3 separate regions of the Mus musculus genome follow, and regions 1 and 2 are each linked to region 3. A link is a loop called in an ENCODE intact Hi-C map of the cell type or tissue named here. Cell type or tissue: gastrocnemius. All regions are shown on one strand.

What was found. Peaks named below come from ENCODE experiments on the same cell type or tissue, not always from the same donor. Only the 100,000 strongest peaks of a DNase experiment are listed, where the experiment ranks them.
Region 1: a loop joins it to region 3, with 5 times the contacts of the local background. A loop is called at or near these places in 2 of 42 quality-filtered maps.
Region 2: a loop joins it to region 3, with 3 times the contacts of the local background. A loop is called at or near these places in 2 of 42 quality-filtered maps.

The regions. Positions count from the first base shown.
Region 1 is chr2:120,460,743-120,468,742 of GRCm38, forward strand. It overlaps Ganc (glucosidase, alpha; neutral C), which reads left to right. Exons shown (of 24, transcript NM_172672.2): 24 at 1-124. Capn3 (calpain 3) reads left to right here and starts at 2,851. Exons shown (of 24, transcript NM_007601.3): 1 at 2,851-3,439. The coding sequence starts at 3,131. It overlaps 4931402G19Rik (RIKEN cDNA 4931402G19 gene), which reads right to left. Exons shown (of 5, transcript NR_040608.1): 2 at 3,453-3,567. In gastrocnemius, no CTCF peak of the experiment used is centred here; a DNase peak (open chromatin) is centred at 3,529; H3K4me3 peaks cover 6,152 bases; H3K27ac peaks cover 8,000 bases.
Region 2 is chr2:120,563,179-120,571,178 of GRCm38, forward strand. It overlaps Zfp106 (zinc finger protein 106), which reads right to left and starts at 681. Exons shown (of 22, transcript NM_011743.3): 1 at 509-681. It overlaps Snap23 (synaptosomal-associated protein 23), which reads left to right and starts at 4,493. Exons shown (of 8, transcript NM_009222.3): 1 at 4,493-4,628. In gastrocnemius, no CTCF peak of the experiment used is centred here; DNase peaks (open chromatin) are centred at 659 and 4,475; H3K4me3 peaks cover 3,565 bases; H3K27ac peaks cover 3,440 bases.
Region 3 is chr2:120,400,655-120,408,654 of GRCm38, forward strand. It overlaps Tmem87a (transmembrane protein 87A), which reads right to left and starts at 3,462. Exons shown (of 20, transcript NM_001110496.1): 1 at 3,251-3,462; 2 at 2,056-2,116. The coding sequence starts at 3,406. Ganc (glucosidase, alpha; neutral C) reads left to right here and starts at 3,242. Exons shown (of 24, transcript NM_172672.2): 1 at 3,242-4,405; 2 at 5,612-5,674. The coding sequence starts at 4,377. In gastrocnemius, no CTCF peak of the experiment used is centred here; DNase peaks (open chromatin) are centred at 3,226 and 3,512; H3K4me3 peaks cover 5,341 bases; H3K27ac peaks cover 5,931 bases.

The DNA.
Region 1 (8,000 bases), 60 kb after region 3:
AGGGCTGGGACTAGAATAGCACAGGGATTGGCACTTGTCTTAGGCACGACCAATAACCAAAAGGAGTAGTATTCCAATACTCTGTCTTTAAAAATCAAAATGAATGCCAAAAAAAAAAAAAAAACCCTTACAGGCTTAACAAAAGGTTCTAAATAAAGACACCTCAGTATTACTGCCTCTTCCTTTCGCATTGGGCTCCAATATGGCTTGGCATGGGCTCGAATAGCTCTGGAGACTCTGGAGGCTCCTGCTGTCTGCTGCTGCTGTTGTTGGGGTGCTCTCAGCTCCTCAGCATCAGAGCCTCTCACTACACTTACTACCTACTTTCAACTGCCACCGTTCTGCCTTCTCTTTCCTTAGCCTCAATACTGTCCCTTGCCTCCACCCATAGAGATCTTACCATCCTTCCAGACCCAACCCAAGCCCTACTTCTCCATGAAAATTTCTAACCTGACACCCCCAACCTCCGAGTACCCACTGGCAGTGATTTTGTCTTTCTCTGAAAGGCTGCCCCACAAATAATTGTACCCTACTTTGCATCCTCAGGGATGTGCCTTAGTATTTCAAGCAGGACTGTGTATTTCCCTACTAGAGTGTATCCTCCTTAAGATCATGTGACATTCCTCTCACACCTGTCATACCACTGTGGCAGTGTGAATGAAAACGCCTGCCCCCCATAGGCTCATCTGTTTGAACAGAAGGTCCCCAGTTGGTGGCACCGTGAGGGGAGGTTATGAAACTCTTAGGGGGTACATCTTTGCTAGAGGAAGTATGTCGTCCGTGGCAGGCTTTGGGTGATAGCCTCACTCGGTTTTCTATTTGCTTGCTCTGCTTCCTGTGTGCTGTTGAGATGTGATCTCTCTCGGCCTCCCACTTCAGCACGTGCCGCAATGTCTTCCTTGCTGTCATGGACTCTCCCTGTGCAACATGAGCCAAAATAAACTCTTCTACAAGCTGCTTTTGGTCATGGTCTTTGCTTTTCCTCTTTGTTTGCTTCCTGGTCATGGGGTAGATGCTTTTGCTTTGCCACAAGATTCTCCCATGATGCTCTGCCTCTTTGCAGGCGCAGAAGAATGGAGCTAATTTATAAGGGCTAAAGACTCTAAAACTGTGAGCCAAAATGCCCTTTTGTCTATATAAGTTGGTTATCTCATTCATCTTGTTATAGTGATAGATAGCTGATTGACACTGTAAGAATGGTCATTCGACCCAACCTAACCCCAAAGGAATATTAAATTCAGTCTTCTTTCTAACCTCTTGCTGAGTGCTTAGGACACCCTAACAGCATTTTAAATGCATCACATGAGTTTACTTGTTTAATCCTTACACCAACCCAACAACAGAATGACTATCAAACCCACTTTACACGAGAGAAGACTGGCTCAGAGGAAGAAAGGTAACGAGGCTAAAGCTACACAGTCACAGCCAGCAGACGTCAACCTAGACTTTGATCCTCGACAGTCAACCTTCAGAGACTGCGCAACTCTGTTCTTCTTCAGGAGTAGAAGATACCTTGAGCATTTTCTTGGAGGGACAGGAAGATAAACTGGTGATTCCAATAGCTGAGTCATAGGGTTCCTTCAAGTTACACTGCCAGGAATTATGAGCCCATGCTCTCTTTCATTGTGTGTGTATGTGTGTGTGTGAGAGAGAGAGAGAGAGAGAGAGAGAGAGAGAGACATGTATATATATATATGTGTGTACATGTTTGTGTGTGTGAGTATAGGCATCCACATGATCACGTGTGCCATGCCACACAGAGGAGGACAGCCTGGGGTGTTGGTCCTTGCCTTCCACCTTATTTGAGACATGGTGAAACGCGGTCTTTTTGTTGTTTTCTGCTGCATAGGCCAACAACCTGCCCATGCCTCTACAGCTTTTCCTGCCTGTGCCTCCCATCTCACTGTGGATGCTCTGGAATGGCAAACATTCTACTGCACCTAGTTTTAAGTGGGAGCTCAAATCCCTACACTTACACAGCAAGTGCTTTACCACTGAGCCATCTTTCCTGCCCTATGCCCCCATTTCAGCTGTCATCTCCCACCCTTTCCTGTCTTCTAAACTTGGATCTATAGGGATGGTCACTTAGGAACAGGCACAGCTGCAAGCTGGGTCAAGCCTCTACTCTGCCAGATATCAGATATAGCCATTTCATTATGACCCAGAGAGCAACTACCATGGTAAAACAAAAACAAAAACAAAACAAACAAACAAACAAACAAAAACAGAAGCCGGGCCATCAGCTCCCTCCCCCAGGCCACTTTGGTTTCCATTTAAAAGCCCTGAGTCTTCACTAGACACGACATCTAAGGACTTGACACTACCCTGGCTCTATTTCCAGTTCTGTCTGGATGCTGATGTGGTGTAGCTAAATGATCTAGTCAACAATCTACTAGGATACACATTATGTAGTCGACTTGATCTCAGTGTGTCCAGTGGGCATGAAGAGAGGAATTTCCTTGACTGGAAATTCTGCTGAGTGGCATTTTCTACCCAGTTGGACTGAAAGCCGACTCCAGAACATTCTAGAAAAGATACTGGCTCTAAAATACTGTTTTCCATGTATCCAGCGGCTGCTGCTTCAGTAGCCTGCATGACTGCCTAGTCCTTTACACACTTTGCTGATTTCTGGTGTTCAGCTGTCTCAGACACTCTCACTTCTTGACAAGCCGAGTTCTTAATGTCAATGCAGAAATACCTCCAGCTAGGTCCTTCGCGACCACTCAGTCTAGCCACGCACCAGTCTGTGGCTTTCATGATCACAACCTCACTTCATGTCTATTTTTAGTTTTCCTGGCTTAAGCTTCTACAGGCCACTGAAACACAACCCTCACTCTCTTCTTCTCCCTCTGGCAAGTGCGCTGCTGAAGGCCACTAGGTAGAAACTGCGTCTAAATCCTTTATTGACTCTTCCTCAGGAAAACCTATCGCTCTAGGGTCATAGTTCACTATTTGAGCTGGTCAGAAGCCAGTCAGTTTTCTGATAGGATTTAAACTTTGAAGAGACTGTGGCCATTTTTTTCCTCAGATGACAGAATCACTTCAACTTCAGCTTTGTAATCACTTCCTTTCCTTGAAGGTAGCTGAATCTCATTTTCTTTAAAAAGTCTTCCTTCCAAAGTTGCCTGCCATGCCAACTGTTATTAGTCCAACTGTGGCCCCAAGGACGGGGGCTGAGCCCAGGTCCCCAGGGCCAGTTCCTCACCCAGCTCAAGGCAAGACCACCGAGGCTGGAGGTGGACACCCAAGTGGCATCTATTCGGCCATCATTAGCCGCAATTTTCCGATCATCGGTGTGAAAGAGAAGACATTTGAGCAGCTCCGCAGGAAGTGCCTAGAGAAGAAAGTTCTTTATCTAGACCCCGAGTTCCCACCGGATGAGACCTCTCTCTTTTACAGTCAGAAGTTCCCCATCCAGTTCGTCTGGAAGAGACCTCCGGTGAGTAGCTTACTGGTTTTGTAGCTGGCTGGAGTTTGCTTCAGAGACGTCCTCCCACTCAGCACCTCCCCAAGCACAGCTGGGCACATGGACACGGGGAAGGATCCTGGCAGGGGCCAGGGCTCTGGCTGCAAGTGCAAAAAGGAGAGGACAGGGTCAAGTCTAAGAAAGTCTAAGAGGACAGGGTCAGGGCTGCTTCTCTCACACTTTCTCGCTTTCTGCTGTTCATGAAAGTAATTAGATCCTAAATTTATCTTTAAAATGGCCATCCTTTCCCCAGAATCAGTGCCACGGTGGCCAGAGCTATACTCTCTGCCTCACTATATTGAGACGTCTTCCATTTCTCAGGCTAAAATCATGAGATGCTGTTCTTTTTGTTTTGGACATTTGCCAGGGACCGTGGATTTCTGAAACACAGAAGCCAGGGAAAGAGGAGAGAGGCAAAGACTACTTTTTATAACATAACATTGAGACTAGAAGAATTTTTGCCTTTATACCTCACTGCATAAATTAGGATGCCAAAACCCAGCAATAGACTGAGCATATGACAGAACCTGAATGAAACCCTGCTTGCTAGGGACCCACCAGAAGGGAAATTATGTTTCCCTGGCTCCCTTCTCTCATAGTGCCTCCAATGTGACTCTTGTTTTTGAAACAAGAAACATTTTAGTCACAAAACAATCTGGGGCTAGGAGTAACACTTAGTGGTAGAGTTCTACTTAGCATGTCAGAGGCCGCTTGTGCAATCTCTGGCACTGCTAACCAGTCAGTAAATAAACATAAAAAGGGGAAGAGAGAAAAAATAATCACAGAAAAGAGGGAGAAATAGATGTTGCAGGTCCACTAGCTTCACATACTGGGCAAGTTACTAGGAGGAGTGTTGTGAACAAGAGACCACAACTTACACTGTTGCGAAGACTAGAGTCTTGAGGAGAATGTGGACATTTAGGTCCAGTGGTCACCAGGACTCTGTCATCACAGAGTGGATGGGATCAAAGAGAGCAGGCCAGGTCAGGGGTGAGAAACCTTTCACAAAGAAGTGATGCTGGGCTCTTCACAGGATTCATTGGCCATGTTTTTCTCTATTTACTAACTAGAGCTGTCTCCTGTCCCCTTCTGCTGTCCTTTGGTAAGTCCCATCCATGGCTGTCATGAATGTCCTCAGCTTAGAAGAGCAGGCTGCAGTAGGCTGGGTGTAGCTCAGCACACACCTAACATGTGTGAGGTCCCAAGCCAAGGTGGACAACCCAAGCAATGCGCTTAGACACACTGTGCCCCCCCACCCCGCTCAGCCCCCACTACCTGCAGCATAAGTTCAAACTGCCTCACTGAGCACAGCCCTTCTCAAGCAGACCCGTGCCTGACCTCTCACCTTCACTCTCTTCTCTAAATGCTGTAGCGGAACATCTGGCTGCAGTGGAACATCTGGCTGCAGTGCCCTACTAGGGTTTGGTTGATTGGCTCTGCCTTGCATTCTCTACTTCAATGTCACTTCCCTCAACTTCTCTCACCTCTCCTGGTGCTGAGAGCAGGGTCTGTTTGTGGTCATTCGTAGACCCTGTACATATTCTGAACATAATAAGATACAGATGCTGGTAGCAAATGAATACCCACATCTAAGGGTCTACCCAGGACAGCCCTGCCTTCCAAAGTAGGGAACCCCTAGAAGCTTTGTCTAATTGTACTCAAGGGGCAAAGGGACCAAAACCTACAAACACTGTTTTTACTAAAATCACTGGTGGCTTTGAACCTAAAAGCTAGATTTGCAAATCTGCAATGTTCTGTGGCAGTGACTGGTCTATGAGCTCATATGGACCAGTATGCTCCAAGAGACCTGGCTGTTTGATATTCTTCCCCTCTCACCACCACCAACAACAAAGATCCTGAATTTTCAAACCATCTTGGTTAAAATGCCATTTGTCCCTCCATGGTTAAGATCAGTGGGTTGGAGAGATGACTCAGTGATTAAGAGCACTTCCTGCTCTTGAAGAGAACGTGTGTTTGGTTCCCAGCACCTACATGTGGTGGCTCACAGCTGTGAGACTCCAATTCCCAGGGATCCAGTGCCTCTTGTGATCTCTGCAGGCACCAGCACACATTCATGCACTCAGGCACACATACATATGTACATATAAAATTAAAGGTCAGGACATACTTGTATTAACATTCTAAAATGGGTTTAGAGGTGGGCAGAGTTGGAACGGGTCAGGGAAGTGTTATCCAAACCCTTCGCTTTACATGATTATGACCCAGAAAGTGCAAAGAACTTATGTATATTGAAATGGCTCCAGAACTTTCTAAAATATAACCCTTCTTGGAAACATTTGTTCTCCCAAACATTTCCTTGGATATAGTAACCTCTGTCAGGCCTTAGAGTATGAAGAAGCATGTCCTATGAGGAAAAGGAGGAGATGAGGGCTTCGTTTCGCTGGCATATCTACTCCCTGCTGCCTGCTGTTAGTGTTTTAAGCCCACATCCAGCTAAATTTGCTCTGCCCAACTGTCTAACCTTCACTCCTTCACCTCGCTAGTTCCCTAGCTGCTGACACCTGTGCCTGAAGGAAGCCTCCAGTCAGACAGAAGCCCCTCAGTCCTCCATTCAGGAGACCTACTGCTTATTACCATAACTGGACATTTCTTGAATTAGGCTCCAAAGGTGACGTTTAAATGAGTTTCCTAAGCTGCCACTAATCAACAACCATGTGTTACCGAGTTGAGGTGTTCAGCCTAGCATTGCTTGATCTCCAAGTCCATAGCGGGTAATGGCCATCCCCTCACCCCACCAAGCACTTTGGAAGGAAGCCTGGTGGTGTAAGATCAACTGTGGCTTCAGCACTGTGGAGGGAAATATGAGGGAAGTACTGCAGTGGGTGGGAAAAGAGACTCATGAGACTCTTGCCCACCAGCATGAATTCAGCCACCTTGGCTAGATTCTGCTGCTCTCTGTGTGACCTGCAGGCTTCCTGCCATCCTTATGCCCCTTCCAGGATCTTCACTATCTGGGCTGAAGTAACTCATCCCCAGCCCCAAGGCAGTTATTACAGGAATGCAAACAACAGCTAAATACACTCTGGGCATCAGGAGTCTTGTTCCTGAGAGAATTTGTCTGATTGTTTGCATGTCTTTAGCAGATGTACTTCCTCTCTGAATCCTTACCATAGCAGAAATGTTCTGTCAAGAGGAAACACAAATGGGAGAATGAGAGAGAGGGAGAAAGAGAGAGGGAGAGAGAGGGAGAAAGAGAGAGAGAGAGAGAGAGAGAGAGAGAGAGAGAGAGAGAGAGTGTGTGTGTAATCCCATAACTATAGGTTCATGCAGAGTCCAGAAGAAGGCAGCTGAAGATGGACTCACTGGCTGTTGCTGTTGTAAGCTGCCTGATAACTGAACACACATCCTTTGCAAAAGTAGTATGTGCTCTTTAACCTATGAGCCATCTCTCCAGCCTGCATTATAATTACATAAAGAGTACTTGAGCCAGGCTCGTGGGTACCTGCCTACTACTACCGAGGGGGCTTCCTAGCTACTGAGGAAGCTGAGGCAGGAGGGCTGCTGACACTCTCAAGTTTGAGGCCAACCTGGGCAATATGAGGATCTTGTCACTTAAATACAAACAAAAACAAGTTAACAACAACAAAATACAGGGTGCTTTTTTTTTTTTTTTTTTTGGTTTTTGGTTTTTGGTTTTTTGAGACAAGGTTTCTCTGTGTAGTCCTGGCAGTCCTGGAACTCACTTTGTAGACCAGGCTGGCCTCAAACTCAGAAATCTGCCTGCCTCTGCCTCCCAAGTGCTGGGATCAAAGGTGTGCGCCACCACTGCCCAGCCTGAGTGCTTTTCTTAAAGGAGGCAAACATGATTGTTTTCTAAAGGGAAAAAGGAAAGAAAAGGATCAGCTGGTTGATATATAACAAGAGTGAAAGGTAGACTGCACTGGAATTGGACTAGGGAAAGCCTGAGGTGCATGCACACACACACACACACACACACACACACACACTGCTCCTGCCATTCTCTATGGCCTAACAGCCACTGAAGCTGTGAAATACTTGAGACCAGTAACCTTTTGGGAAAGGGCAGACTTGCTCTGCATCCTGTCTTGAAGTGGCAGTGCTGAGCCAGCTTGCCAGTGTTAGAAAGCTCTGGAATGGAGAAAAACAAAGTGAGAGAAAATGCCCAGGCTTCACTGAGCTCTGGAGTGGGGGAGACAGAGGAGGAGACCCTGCCACTGAGAGGCTGTGGGTTGAAGACCTGTGTGAGTCTCCATGGATGCCCCAGGACCTCTCACACTTGGGAAGCATCCTGGCCACTCCACAGTGCCACTCAGTACAGCATGAAAACTGCTATTAAACACTCCATGTAAGTCCAGGAGCAAAATGTTGAAGAACAACTGTCAAAGGTCTGAGGTAGTTGGCTTTCCTCCTGACATGAAGAGTCAGAAGGGCAAAGGAGTTCTCCTTCCACACACACATGCTGTAATTTCCATATTGGAAAGCTTTTCATGTCTAGCGGGAAGTCATCTGGTTACAACCCAGACAACAGTAAAGGTATCCAGTGGTGTCCTCT
Region 2 (8,000 bases), 160 kb after region 3:
CAGACTGAAACGGGAGGCGGTGCAATAATCTCCTCTCCACACTACGCACCAAAATCGTACTAAATATTAAATGGACACATACCGTTCCACTAGTTGCTACTACATTGCTAAGACGCATCCCACAAGTAGAGTCCTCAAAAGCAGGAAAAAGAGGCGACACTGTTAGTCTCGGAAGGCTAGAGATGGCCCTGGCCTGAAACCTACAGCTTTTAAACTAAGGCTGAGATTCCTCCTAGACTAGACCCCATGCCGACAGAGGTCAGGGCCTGCCCCAAAGGTCAAAAACCTGGAGCCACGCGTCCAGTCTGGGTTGCGAACAGAATCGGATTGCCCTTGCTGGAATCTGTGCCCAGAAGCCAGACGCACCGCTCGCCAATAAACCCTAAACCCACACAGGTCAGAAGGGGCATCGTAGCGTGGTCGCATGCAGGCGCAGCTCCACCACCTGTCCAGGGGGCAGACCCTCGGGCTCCGATACGCCCAACCAGGCCGCATCCTCCTTACTCACACTCACAGCCCGACCTTCCTACGCCATCTGGCCGCCGAGGACCCGGCGAGGGAGCTCCCAGACGCCCCCTTAGCCTCCGGTCCGGCGGCGGCCCGGGACCCGCTCCCCGCCGGGCACTGACGCCGCCGCCGCCGCCGCTACTACCACCATCGCGCAAGCGCGCAGGCGCACGCAACTCAGCACGCTCCCTCTCCCCTCCCACTCCATCCGCCCTTTTCAACCATCTAGCTTTATTTGAACATAAGAAGTGAACAACGGACACCAGACAAGTGGCCTTACTCAAAAAGGATGAAGAGCCCAGATAGGTCTTTTGCACAAACCAATTGGCTGCACCTTCTTTTTCTTGGTTTGTTTGTTTGTTTGTTTGTTTTCCCCATTTTCCAAGCTCTTTCTGGACTTCCCCTACTTTCTAAGCCCTCCACCATAAGCTGTGGCAGTGTCTTGACTACATTTCAAAACTATTCCTTCCTTGTGAAACTTTGGAACAGATAGATTCCAAGTTAGGCATGGTAGCTCACCTCTGCTTCTGGAGGTTGAGAGCAGAGTGTAACGGGAGTTCAAGGCTAGGCAAAGCTGTTACATAGTTCCTGGGCTACAATGTGATACTGTTTCAACAAAGGACAGAACTCAATTTAAATCTTAGCCTAGCCAGGCAGTGATGGCGCACACCTTTAACCCCAGCACTTGGGAGGCAGAGGCAGGCAGATTTCTGAGTTCTAGGCCAGCCTGGTCTACAGAATGAGTTCCAGGACAGCCAGGGCTACACAGAGAAACCCTTTGTCGAAAAACCTAAATAAATAAATAAATACGTTAAAGCCTCAAATCAAAATAAACAGCTACCTTCATTTATGTGTAAATCCAGATTCCTTCTAAAGGTTTAGGGAATTCTTCCAATTGTGTATTTGTGACATCACAAGTCCTTAAAGCATTTAAGGTCTGCTAGGCTGCTTTTTCTACTTCCCCTTTAAGGGAGATTACATACAGAAGTGCTTTGCTCTAAGTTCAGAGACATAGTTCAAGAAATGCCAATATAAGTGAGGACCAAAATAACCATAGACCAGGATTTCACAACATTGACAGGTTTTTGTTTTTGTTTTTGCTTTGCTTTGCTTTGTTTTGTTTGTTTGTTTGTTTGTTTGTTTGTTTTTCGAGACAGGGTTTCTCTGTGTAGCCCTGGCTATCCTGGATCTCACTTTGTAGACCAGGCTGGCCTTGAACTCAGAAATCCGCCTTCCTCTGCCTCCCAAGTGCTGGGATTAAAGGCACGCGCCACCATGCCAGGCAACATTTACAGTTTGAAGCAGATAACTGTTACCAGTTGCTGTCTAGTGCATTCTAAGATAATGTTCCCCCAACTCTCTAGACCCTGCCCAGTGTCCCCCTGGAGGGCAAAAAATGTCCCTAATTGAGAACTACAGTATTACATCCATAATTATCCCAATCCTTTTTTTTTCTTTCCATTTTTTATTAGGTATTTAGCTCATTTACATTTCCAATGCTATACCAAAAGTCCCCCATACCCACCCACCCCCATTCCCCTACCCGCCCACTCCCCCTTTTTGGCCCTGGCGTTCCCCTGTTCTGGGGCATATAAAGTTTGTGTGTCCAATGGGCCTCTCTTTCCAGTGATGGCCGACTAGGCCATCTTTTGATACATATGCAATTATCCCAATCCTAACTGTATTCAGCCATATATTTTCTCTCTCCCTGCCCTCAAGAAATGATTTAAGAAAGACTAACAAAACAAACTTCTGAGTTCATTGCTACAGGCCTTAATAGTGCTTATCTCTGTCTATCACATTCTACAACACCCCAACGCTTCTCAATTTCCTTAAAGTTGCAGCCACTTTTCTAATCAGCAAAGGGTCCGTTTCTGACTTCCCAGAAAAGTTAACTTCCTGTTTCTAAACATACAGGCTTACAAATAAATTTTGTCATTATCATTGAGAATACTCCTCCTTCCCCCAACTCTGTGAGGGTTAGTCTCTCTTCCATGAATGTTCCTTTCTGCTTAGTGTCTTGGGTTTTATATATATGTATATCTATGTATTTGTGTGTGTGTGTATGGCAACATGCTTCACCCAGTGCTCATATAGAGAAGTCAGAGGACCTGCAACTATATGGAATCAAAATTAGGGATCAAAATCAACGAGGCCCTTAGGCTTGAGAACTAGTGCTTTATTTGCTGAGCCTTCTTGGCAGCCTCAGCCCTCTCGGCTTTATTGTTTGAGGCAGGGTCTCTGGTTGCTAATGTTAACCTCAACATCACTATATTGTCATAGTCGGTGATGATTTTGTATTTCTAATCTGCCTCTCCACCTCCTGATGCTGAGATTATGGGTTTTAACCACTATCTAAACCTCCTATCAGTATTGATTTTTTTTATTATATTTTATTTGTATGGGTATTTAGCCTGCATGATTGTCTGTGTACCATCCTTGTATATGTGCCTGTGGAAGCCAGAGGAAGGTTTGGATCCCCTGGAACTGGAATTACAGATAGTCGTGAGCTACCTACCAGGTGGGTGTTGGAAACTGAGTTTATGTCCTGTGGAAGAACAGCTACCTTTCCAGCCCATAATTTTATTTATTTACTTTTGAGACAAAGAATTACTTTGTAAACTGGGCTGGCTTCAAACTCACAAAGATCCCCTTTGGTGCCAGGATTGTCGGTGTACACCACCAACTCTCATCTGAGGTTTGACTACTGAAGCTCTAACCCAATCACGATCTTTACTCAACCTCACCCTTGATTTTTTTTTTAATTCAACTGTTTCTCTCATCTGGGTTTTTTTTTTTCCTCCTGTCTTCATCCTAACAAAATAAAAACGAATAAGATACATTATTCTTCCTTTTCCTCTGACAAAAGCCAAAGTTTCCAAAAGCATTTTATAATGTCCCCATGTCTCTCTCTTCTCCAAACTATTGCAATGTCTGTCAACTATCACCAATCCCTTGGTATTAAATTCAAATGATATTTCTCAGACTTCTTCTATCTCTTAAGAAGAGGCTATTTCTATGAAATAGTTTTTATTCCCTATATTGCCAGCTTTTTATTTATTTATATATATTTTTATTTATATATTATTTATTTGTTTTGCTTTACTCTTAGAGATGCTTGGAAGAATTTTTGGGGCAAGTTGTTTAAAATCCTTCAGTAACTCAATGGGTATAAAACGAATCCTAGGTTTATTATTCCAAATTTTACAAGACCTTTAAAGATCTAGCTTGATCCTCAGCCCTGATGGCGGTGGTCTCGGGGCTAAAAGGGCTCTTCCATTCTCCCCCCCAACCCAGTGATAGACTGTACTCTGAAATAGGATCTCACTAAGTTATCAGTTTGGCTTTACATTCCAGAGGTCAAGTGATCCTCCAGCCTCAGTTTCTGATAGCCTGAGGATTACACAATGTGAGCTACCACGTCTTCACATTTTCTTTTGTCTCAGAAAGCGAACTCTTAAACTTCTAACAAGAAACTTCCAGAAGGCGCTGCGTTGTTGTTGTTGTTCCCACTGCCTGGAAAACTCTTTATCTCGTAGACTTCCGAAGTACTCCTACTTATCATATCCTTCGTGACTTTAAGAGTAACTTCCTGTGTCAATCCTTCAGACATTCCTCAAAATAAATGTTTTGTTCATTGTTGGCCAAAGCTGCTTCGGAATTCCTGTGACCGTATTCTGTTAACTGAAAGGTATTTACGCATCTATTTCCCTGGTTTAAACGGGCCAAAACACCCTGTAGACTTTGGCAGTCGCGAGTTTTTCCTAGTCTTTCAAACACTAAAGCGTCCCGTGCAAGGCTGCCTTCAGGGATGATAGTTGGAAGAACTCCTCCCGGGGAGAATCTGTAGGGTTAACGGGTGACTTCCCAGGATCTCCGCCTGCGTGGCAGGAGATTTAACACCCTCTCCGCGGCGATTGGCTCCAGTGGTAGAGGTGTGTCTGCCCCGCGGCGCCCTGCGACTGCGCAGGCGCACAAGTCCTCCGGGCGCATGCGCGCGAGGGAGCGCGCACCCTGTCCGATCTTCTAGAGTCCGAGAACTGTGGAGGCTGGAGAGGAGTGGCCGGAGCCGCCGGGTGAGGCTTCTGGAAAGTAGCTGAGGGAACTAGTCAGCGGGACAGGTAGGATGATATCCCAAGGAGAAAAAGGGTGGTGGTGGTGGTGGTCCAACGTTTTGGGGGTCGGACTTGAGGGGAGAAGAGAGCTCCGGCCAGTCCTTGGTGGATTGGGCCGAGAAGGAGATCGCCAGGCGTTGGCGACCAGCGCGAGCCCTCGCAGGAAGGGAGGCGCTATGGTGGTGCCCTGGACTTGGGTGGTTCGGCTCCTCGTCCCTCACCTTCAGCCTCACGATGTTTCTCGTTAGTATTAACAGACTGTCTGGCTGGTGGCCCTAATGAACACATAGTTCTGAAATGGTTGTTAGAAGAATGACCCCGAGGGTCCTGGCGTTGCAGGCTCCACTGTCTAGGAAATTCCCTGCTTATCTTGAGGCTTCCCCGTGGGAAAGCGCCAAGAATATGGTCAGTCAAAAGATGATTTTTTTTTTCCTCAATTCGGTTTGTGTGTGAGGAAAGTATTTTAAAGTACTGTTACACTTCTTTCCTTCGTCCTTAATCATTAGTCACTGCACTATTTGGAAAAGCAAACTGGCGGTAGAGGAAGCGAAAAACAACCGAGTTGAGGAAAAAGATCTTTCCTTTTTGCTGTTTGTCATTTGGGTAGGTTTGGGCTGGGGGCACGGATGGGATTGCAGAAGAGTTTAGAAACTGGCAGCTTTTGACAAGTGTTCTCAGAAAATAGTATAGTTTCTTACTTGAAGAAAATAAGTATCTTACTTGTGAAAATAGTATAGTTTCTTACTTGAAGATATTTTTTAAGGATCGAAATAACTTCATTTGCCCTGCTGCCTTTTAAGAGGGTTTTGAGATATCCTGGTAAAATGCTAGTAGTTCAGTCATAGCAAGGTAAAATAGATCCTTCTCACGTTCTTCTTTTTCTTGGAAAATACTATGCATAAATTCTGTGAGGCCCTGGGCAGTAGTGGTGCACACCTTTAGTCCCAGTACTTAGGAGACAGAGGCAGATGGATATCTGTGAGTTCGAGGTCAGTTTGGTCCAATGAGGCATTACTTGTTAAAGCATTTTTTTTTTAAAAGACATGATCTCACTATGTAGCTCAGGCTGGCCTGGAATTCAGAGATCTGCTTGCCTCAGTCTCTCAAGTGCTGAAATTAAAGGCATGCACACACACACACACACACACACACACACACACACACACACACACACACACACAAAGCTTAAGTCCTTTGAAGTTCAAATTTGTGAAAGCTGTTTCATGACAAAGTAAGAAAAGTTAGTATTTCTGTTACTGGCAAAGTTGATGCCCAAGGAATTCCCTGAGCACTTGTTATTTGTTCTTTTGGTGAGAGGTTATGCGAAAGAATACATTCAAGTAGATAATAGCAAATTGGAAACACTTTCTTACCATGCTTCTGGGACAGGCCATATTAAAGTAAGTTAAATGATTAAACTTTGCCTGTACCTTAAATAATTATCATTCTTAGCAGGACTTCTTGTTTCATTTTGCTTTTTAGGTGGCTTCTTGTTGGGGGTGGGGTCTCCTTTCTACATTGTAGCAACCATAAAACCAAGTGAGACTGGGCCAGAATTGGGAGTGGGTAGCTGGAGTCCCAGGTGAGTATCTAGTGACACCCTGTCCTCTGTCAACAGGCCCCAATCCTGAGAGTCTTTTGTGAGTAATTCCAGTTGTTCTGATTAAGATGGTAATGCTTATTTATGCTCTGAGGACAGTGCTCCATAATCACATATTTAATACTTCTGAGACGGGGTTATATAAGCCAGCCTCAGCAACCTCATGAAACCTCATCTCAAAACAACAATTAAACAATAGACCTATATTAAATATATGTCTCCCAGTTAGTTCTCTCAACCTGGTGGTTGAGAGATCTGAGCTCTCAGCTATTGCTCAAGCTCCCTCTGCTTGCTTCTGTGCTCCTTGGCCATGATGGTCGGATAAATGGTTTCTTGTGTAAGTTGCCATGTTCATGGTCCTTTGTTCCAGGAATAGTAAAAATGAACTAAGATAGAAGCTGGTGCCGGGCGGTGGTAACGCACGCCTTTAATCCCAGCACTCGGGAGGCAGAGGCTGGCAGATTTCTGAGTTCGAGGCCAGCCTGGTCTACAGGGTGAGTTCCAGGACAGCCAGGACTACACAGAGAAACCCTGTCTCGAAAAAAAAAAAAAAAACAAACAAAAAAAGATAGAAGCTGGTACTGTTTAGACCAGGACAAAATGAATATATATATATATATATATATATATATATATATATACACACACACACACACACACACATACATACATACATACATACATACACATACATATAAACCATATTGAACACTGTTCTAGGCACTGTTTTGTTTTGGCATTTGGTACTTGAAGATTAAACCTAGGTTCCCTCCTGCATGCTACTTACGCTTTCCTCTGAGAGCTGCTCTCCTAGGGATAGGTGCTGTTATATTTTGCATGAATGAACCATGTAATATTTACTGGATTTAAGCATGATTACTCTTATTCAATTAAGAAACTAAAATATAGGGATCCATCCCATAATCAGCCACCAAACCCAGACACTATTGCATACGCTAGCAAGGTTTTGCTGAAAGGACTCTGATATAGCTGTCTCGTGTGAGGCTATGCCAGTGCCTGGCAAATACAGAAGTGGATGCTCACAGTCATCTATAGGATGGAACACAGGGCCCCCAATGGAGGAGCTAGAGAAAGCACCCAAGGAGCTGGAGGGGTCTGCAACCCTATAGGTGGAACAACAATATGAACTAACCAGTATCCCCAGAGCTTGTGTCTCTAGCTGCATATGTAGCAGATGGCGGCCTAGTTGGCCATCAGTGGGAAGAGAGGCCCCTTGGTCTTGTAAACTTTATATACCCTAGTACAGGGCAATGCCAGGGCCAAGAAGTGGGAGTGGGTGGATAGGGGAGCAGGGCGGGGAGAGGGTATAGGGAACTTTCCGGATAGCATTTGAAATGTAAATAAAGAAAATATCTAATTTAAAAAAGAGGCAAAAAAAAAAGAAAAGAAAAGAAAAAGAAACTAACATATAAAAGTTAAGTAAGCAATGGTCCAAATTTGAAAACATGTCAGCTTTTGCCTGTTATCCTAACATTTGGCAGCCAGAGGCAGGAGTATTGCTGGGTATTTGTTGTTGTTTGTTTTATATTTTAATTATCATTTTTGTGTGTAGGGGGGGAGGGTGTGCACACATATGGCTGTCAGGAGAGCTTGCAAGAGTCCTTTCTTTCATTCTATCGTGAGGATACCAGGGTTCAAATTCAGGCTTGGCTTCAGGCACTTTTTCCCTTGAGCCATTTTGAGGTCCCAGACTGATTTGAAACTATCATGGTCTAAATAGTAGAACTAAGACAGCTTCTGTCTTAGTTCATTTTTAC
Region 3 (8,000 bases):
AAATTAGAAAAAGACAAACTAGAAAAGACATAGAGGAGTACAACACAAATCTTCAAGCTGTGCTAAGCAACTCCATGCTTCCACTCCTCACAGCTATGAGTAACAGCCAGAAAACCAACCTCACAAGACAAGAGTAAACTGGTTCAAATCAACTTAAGTCATTAGGAGACATTTTCACAGATGTGGTATTATCCCAAGTGTTTTTCTGTGGCTGGAAAAAACATCCTGACAAAAAATAACTTGGGAAAGAAAGGGTTTATTTTAGTATAAAGTCATTGGAGTGAAGTCAAGGCAGCAGGAACTCGAGGCAGCTAATCACATCACATCCACACCCAAATCACGGAGGGAGAATTAATGCATGCATTCATGCTGTTCAACTCAGATTTCTCCTACACAATTCAGGACCCAAACCCTGCTTACATTTCGATTGGAACTTCCCCCACTGATTAACATAATCAACACAATCCCACACACACACCCACTGACCAACCAGATCTAGACAACCCCTCATTGAGATTCTTTTCCCAAGTTACTCTGAGTTGTGCTGTTGACAATTAAAACTAAGGATCACGAGTATATTCTTCACAGGAATTTTACCTGCTCCTTTCACTCCCACTGGAGTGGAAGCCCAGTGACAGAAGAGAGTTTTTCTACCACTTCTCTGGTACCTATAAGTACTCAGCACACAAAAGTTATTTTACAACCACTTATTAAACTAAAGAATACAATCACCCAATTTAATTGCATTTTCAAGGTAAAGGCATGCTCAAAACAAAACAAAACACATGAACCAAGATTTAGTAGTTCATGTCTAATAATCCTAGCACTTGAGAAACTGAACCTAAGGCTGGCCTTGGGCTACATAGTAAGAACCTATTTCAAAAACCAGAGAAGCCTGGTAGACCGTGGTGGTGCACCACCTTTAATCCCAGCACTTGCAGGGGCAAAGATAGATGGATCTCGGTGAGTTCCAGGCTAGCCTGGTGTACAGAGTGAATTCCAAGACAGTCACAAAGCTACAGAGAAAAACTCTGTCTCCAAACAAACAAACAAAGTCACATGACAGTGATGATCTAGAATACTATCCCCATCTCAAAAACAGAGCACAGTTTGGCTTCAGATCTTTTGTTTCTCTCACTAGAAAAACTGGCTTTCTTCTATACAGTCCCTATTTCCTGGTAATATCCTTGAACTCAATGTTCCTTGAAGTGTTAAACACTCCCTTGGTAAACATACTGAGTATCTTAGTCAATGGTCTCACAATCTTGGGCCATGTTTTCAGTAAATAGCTAACAAGCACACAAGCACAAAATCTTGTCCTGACTCAGAACAGATCTAAAAATGATGTAAGCACTCTACAAACAAAATTAAATATAATTCAACTTAACTATGATTAAAAATATAATTTATGTACATAAATATACATACACACTGTATAACATACAGCCAATATGAATTCAATAAAGTATACATTAAGTATGTAATACAAATATATAATATAAGCTACATATAATAGTGTATCTATACATAACAGCAAACTGAAAAACAATAAGACAATAAAAATTCATATAAGTACTCAGAATATTGCTCACAGATAGGACTTATAAATTAAATATTTTTATCTAAACAGTGCCAGGTTATTAAAGTTCTGGACTTAAAAATACATTAAGGGGCTAGGGAGATGGCTTTGTTGGTAAGATGCCTGCCTGTCACAGCAAGCATCAGCACCTGAGTTCAGATTCCTAGCATCCATGTAAAAATCCATGCCTGTAATTCCAGTGCCAAAGAAGCGGGCAAGAAGATCCCTGAGGCTGGCTGGTCAGCCAGTCTAGCCAAACCTCAAGCTCCAAGTTCAAGGAGAGAGTCCTTGTCTCAAAAAACAGGGCTGACAGCAACTGAGGAAGACACAAGTAACTGACCTCTGACCTTCACACACATGCATACATGTTCCTACATGCACACAAATGCGCGCGCGCACACAGAAGCAAACTAGGGTAGAGAATAATTTTCTAAGTTTAAAAGATCCGAATAACTCAATGAAGTTTAGAAACTCACATTTCAGTAAGATGGTAGTATTTCTGAAAAGAATCTTTCCAAAATTAAAATAACCTTTCCCCTGAAAAGATAAAGGGAAGATAATTAACATCAGGGCATTTCGATTTTCAAGGCAGAATATGAATACCTACATTTATAAAATATTCAAAATTTTCTTAATCAAAAAGACAGTAACAACATTTTCTTTAGTGAAAGTCAGTCATATCCTAACTATTGGCTCTTGCCGCTCCCTACAGGCCACAGAGCAGGGACTCTTGAGTGGGAGGCTGCTACAAATTTCAACCTAACTTCAAAGTGGCTTGAGCTGGACAGTTCCTTTTTTACTCACGAATCATCCCTCAGAACAACCGACTTTTGAATAAACTTTCAGCAGTTTTACTTTTACATGTAAAAGGACTTAACTATTAATCATTTCAGTAACAAACAGAAAACTACAACTCAAAGCCCAAAACCCTTTACCAACATGAATACAACCTGTAATATTTGCCATATAAATGTACAGTGAACAGGACAAAAAAAAAAAAAAGGCAAAAAGGTCAACGAAATGGCTAATGGTTTTTAAAGCAGTTCTCACCAAAATCTGGTTTTTCTGGTTCAAAGTACTGTACTAAGTCAAACGAGATTCTAAAATGGGTCGACTTATCAGTTAACTATCCAAACAAAAGACTATCCTTACTACACAACATTTTAGAATTGTTTCGTTTTGGCTATTCCCATGTTAAAATGCATTTTTGAATCTCCAAGTCCCCTAATCACAAAAGACGTTTCCAAGTTTAAACCAAATCAAAACCCTTCATCCGTAGGACTATTTTTACAAACACACACACACGAGTTAAAAATAAAGACTTCTATTCACATCTCCCTTTCATCCAGCCCTAGTACTGGATTTTGTAACATTCTAGCTGAAAGAGAAACTACTATCTCTCCCTGTGTATTAAGTTTCTCTCCTGTTCCATGCTTAAAGTTCTGTTACTTTCCCGGTAAGAACACGCTTGGCCCCTGACACTCCTCGCCTACAGCAAATAGCTCAGCTCTCAGCTCAGGGCAGGTGGGATCCCGTCGGCAGCTACACGGACGCTCTGGGTATTCCACTCACTTTGGGAACCCGACTTTCCAGAAATCTTCCTGGACCCCTTGGGCCACCGTAGCCCCACCTCTTACCCCCTTCAGGCTCAGTAGCGACCCCAACACTCACCGACGGCATCGGAATGTGCCACTTCGATCTATCTGCAGCAAACACGGGTGCCGGACCTGCACCAAGAAACGATAATGGGAACGGCTGCGCCCCTAAAAGAAGAAAAATAACAGGAGACACCTGAAGCCACGCAGCCACCGCCATCTTCACAGCCATGAAGCGCCTACCCAAAGTATTGAGCCTTCTTCCGGCTAGGTAGTTCCGCCTTCTTCCGGCTCGTCCCACCCTCTTCCGGCGCTACTTTGTGGGCGGGATTATCCGGGTCCTTGAAACTGTGCTTCTTCCCACAGACGCTCAGAGCGCCCCAGAAACTTTGAGTCTACTGCGCAGGCGTCCTCCTGTTTCCCTGCGATCGTGGCCTGGAGGTGAACTAGCAGAGTTTTGAGGTCTAGTGCTTCCCTCTGTTCTTCCAGCCCTTAAAGGAACTCAGTGCAGCGGCCAAGGCTTTGCTTTTCCTGCTTCTTCCCGCCCCTCATCCTTTCCAAGTCAAGGTCAGGCGCAGGCCAGACGTCTGTAGAAGCGCGCACACTGGATGCATGATTGACATCAAGTACTGAGTTCTCTGGCTGTCGAGCTGTGGCAACAGAGCCTGGAATGTGACGGGGCTGAAGTAGAAACGATTCATTAGCTCCAAAGTCCCTTTTGACCCTGAAAGACTGTGGGGCAGCTGCAGCATAGTTTGACAGGCGACATCAGCGTCCAGCAGTGATCCAGACTGTACTCCCCATTCGAAACTAAAAGTGAGGAGAGATCAGGTCAGCTTTCGGTATTGTAGAGTGACAGCCACTAAGACTGACCCTTATTGGTGGTGCTTCCTGTTTCTCACACTCTTAGATTTTAACCTCTAGGGCAGCGAGCACATCTCCGCCAATAAAAGCAAAGTTCATCAGCCACTCTCAACCTAGAAATATTTACCAAGTACTTTATCCCTGTAAAGACGCTGGTTTACGCTTGAGATAATACCAGATGAAAAAAAATTAAGATTGGCTTCTGCCCGAAGGGGACTCTTGACTGTGATGAAGTACGGGTTATAATTTAGCAAGCCTGCTTGTCACCGTTTTTTTAAAGATCGCCTGAGACTGTGGCCTGAGAGTTAGGAGTCAGGCAGAGTTAACATCCTTGTGCCATGGAAGCAGCTGAGAAAGAGGAAATCAGGTAAAGGGCAATTGCTCCCCCCAAGAACGGACTCCAAAAACAACCTTCTAGCTTTGATGGCTTCACTTAGGTTTTAAAGCACTTCCTTGAATGCTTGCTATTTGCTTCATCGTTCTTTATTGGTTCTGCGGGGATTTGGGTAATGTTAATAGCTAACCTCTCATAAAGTACTTTCAGGAGGATTAGATAAGTTTAACAGTGGAAAGGTTGCCTTCCAAACTCTTAAATGGATTTTTGAGCGGGCTGCCCCTCCCCAAGGCTCATTCAACTGGAAACGGAAGACAGCAAGGTCTCCTCATGTTTGCACACTGGATTAAAATAAACGGTGCCAAACCAGAGTTTAATGAGGGTATTTCTTTCTTTTTTTTCTTATTCTTTTTTTTTCTTTTTTCACTATAAAAGTTTCTTGGCATGACTAGGTGTGTTTTATCTCTCCCGACCTGTTTTTATAGTTTAGCTTCTTTCAAAATCATGAACTCACTAACTGCAGGTGCAGAAAGCCACACCTCTTCACCAAAGCGAGTGCTCCTCACCCTCCAACCCCCTTATAGCTTATAGTTGTTTTAACCAGAGAAAGGCTAGTCAAAATACATATAAATAGTAGTAATGTATATCTTCTTACATTTTATTCCAGATACAGTTCTGGAAACTTGATGTTAAAGAATATTAACCTATAGATTGTTGGAATCCTCTTAGCAGTTTTTCCTTCTTCTGTATTTGTTTCTATTCTGACTCTGGCACCTGCACATATCTTTTTTTAAAAGGATTCGGAGCCTTATCTTGCAGTTGTATGTTAGACTTTAATAGAACATTTAGGTACACTGTGTCTTCAGGTCTAAACTCTCTGGAAGTATATGTCCTGAAAATATTTTGCTCTTTAAATAGGAGAGTAAGTTGCTTGTTTGGCTTGGTTGAGAGTTCAGGTTTTGGTGTTGTGGCTATTATCTTAAAAGTGCCTTCCTCCTTTCCCATAGCCTTCAGACCACGCCTATGAAACTATTTTGTAATTCATGTTGGTAGTTTTACAAAAGGATATTGTTCTGCAGCTCACATTCTGTCACCCCATGAAGTCTTATGTTACAGCAGTGACACAGTTTTGGGTACAGAATAAGTTCCAAACATTTGTACCATCATTAGGGAAGGTACAAAAATTGAGCTCACAATTCTTATGTAAAATATATTTCTTTAAAATGTCTTCTGATTTAGTGTTGAAGATGAAGCAGTGGATAAAACTATTTTCAAAGACTGTGGCAAGATTGCATTCTACAGGTAAGTAAATACTTCACCCAGAAGGAATTCTCTACAGAATTCCCAAATTATTCCCACTAGGCTTTTGAGAACTGAGGGGATAAGGTCATACTCTCTAGGAAATCTAATATTTACTATTCAATTATTTAAATTGTGTTTTATTTTAAAATCCTAAGTACTTTTAAATAATTTTAAATGTGTGTCCTCTCAAAGATAATTAACTTAGTTGATTTGAAACTCACATAGAAAGAAATAGATTAAAATTATTACTCCTACCTCTGCTTTTTCATCCTAGTTCTCTTCTCCCTTTAAATAAGCATATTTATTCATGTCTTATGTATTCTTCCAGTGTTCTTTGTAACTATATATTCTTATATCACCTCTTTGTTTATACCTACAAATAAATTCGCATATACATTGTTCTGTGCCCCCTCACTGTCTGCTTTGTATCTTAGTCTGGAAAGCTTCTGCTTCAGGACTTGGAGATTTTCCTCTCTGCTCACAGTATCCCACTGGATAGACGCATTATAATTTATTGGGTTCCAGTTCCACTTGTTACAGTCTTGGGCTGTTGTTTCTTCTTAATCTTTTGCTATGAGAGTTCCACCATATGAAGAGCTGTGCATGTCATTTCCTATACACACGAGTGATTTGTAATATGGTTTTCTAGGAGTGGAGCTGGAAATGTGGTTCAGCCATAGAGCACTTCCTTATGTGCAAGGCTCTGGGCCTGATCCTTAGCACTGAAGAAAAACAAGAGCAAAACAACAACAGAAGCAGGATTTCTAAGAATTCAGCTATTGGATTGAAGAGTAAATAATCTTGAAATGTGTTGACTATTGATAGATCTCCCTCTGTAGGGGTCTTTTATACTTACTTTAACATTCTATGAGGCTATTTGAGACTAAAAAACAATGTGGAGGTCCTTGATCCACTTGGACTTGAGCCTTGTACAGGGAGATAAGAATGGATCTATTTGCATTCTTCTATACGTTGATGCCAGTTGAACCAGCACCATTTGTTGGAAATGCTGTCTTTTTTCCACTGGATGGTTTTCACTCCTTTGTCAAAGATCAAGTGACCATTTGTGTGAGTTCATTTCTGGGTCTTCAGTTCTATTCCATTGATCTACCTGCCTGTCACTGTACAATACCATGCAGTTTTTATCATTATTGCTCTGTAGTACAGTTTCTTTTCTTTCAGTTTGTTTATATAGTGGATTACATTAATGGATTTCTGTATATTGAACCATCCCTGCACCCCTGGGATGAAGCCTACTTGATCATGGTGAATGATCATTTTGATGTGTCCTTGGATTTAGTTTGTGAGAATTTTGTTGAGTATTTTTGCATTGATATTCATAAGGGAAATTGGTGAAGTTCTCTTTCTTTGTTGGGTCTTTGTGTGGTTTTGGTATCAGTCTAACTGTGGCTTCACAGAACAAATTGGGTAGTGTTCCGTTCTATTTTGTGGAATAGTTTGAAGAGTATTGGTATTAGGTCTTCTTTGAAGGTCTGATAGAATTCTACATTAAACCCAGCTGGTCCTGGGCTTTTTTTTTCATTGGGAGACTTTTAATGACTGCTTTTATTTCTTTAAGGGTTATGGGACTATTTGGATGGTTAATCTGATCCTGATTTAACTTTGTTATGTGGTATCTGTCTAGAAACTTGTCCATTTCATCCAGATTTTCCAGTTTTGTTGAATACAGACTTTTGAGGTAGGATCTGATGATTTTTTTAATTTTCCCCAGTTTCTGTTGTTATCTCTCTCTCTCTCTCTCTCTCTCTCTCTCTCTCTCTCTCTCTCTCTCTCTCTCTCTCTCTCTCTCTCTCTCTCTCTCTTTGAGACAGGGTTTCTCTGTATAGTTCTGGCTGTCCTGGAACTCACTCTGTAGACCAGGCTGGCTTCGAACTCACTCCTTTCCATTTCTGATTTTGTTAATTTGGATACTGCCTCTGTGCCCTCTGGTTAGTCTGGCTAAGGGTATCTATCTTGTTGATTTTCTCAAAGAACCAGCTCCTGGTTTTGTTGATTCTTTTTATAGTTCTTTTTGTTTCTACTTGGTTGGTTTCAGCCTTGGTTTGATTATTTCCGCTGTCTACACCTCTTGGGTGTATTTGCTTCTTTTTGTTCTAGGAATTTCAGGTGTGCTGTTAAACTGCTATGCTCTCTCCAGTTTCTTTATGGAGGCACTCAGAGCTATGAGTTTTCCTCTTAGCACTGCTTTCATTGTGTCCATAAGTTTGGGTATGTTGTGCCTTCATTTCATTAAAGTCTAATTTCTTTATTTCTTCCTTAACCAACTTTTCATTGAGTAGGGCATTGTTCAGCTTCCATGTATATT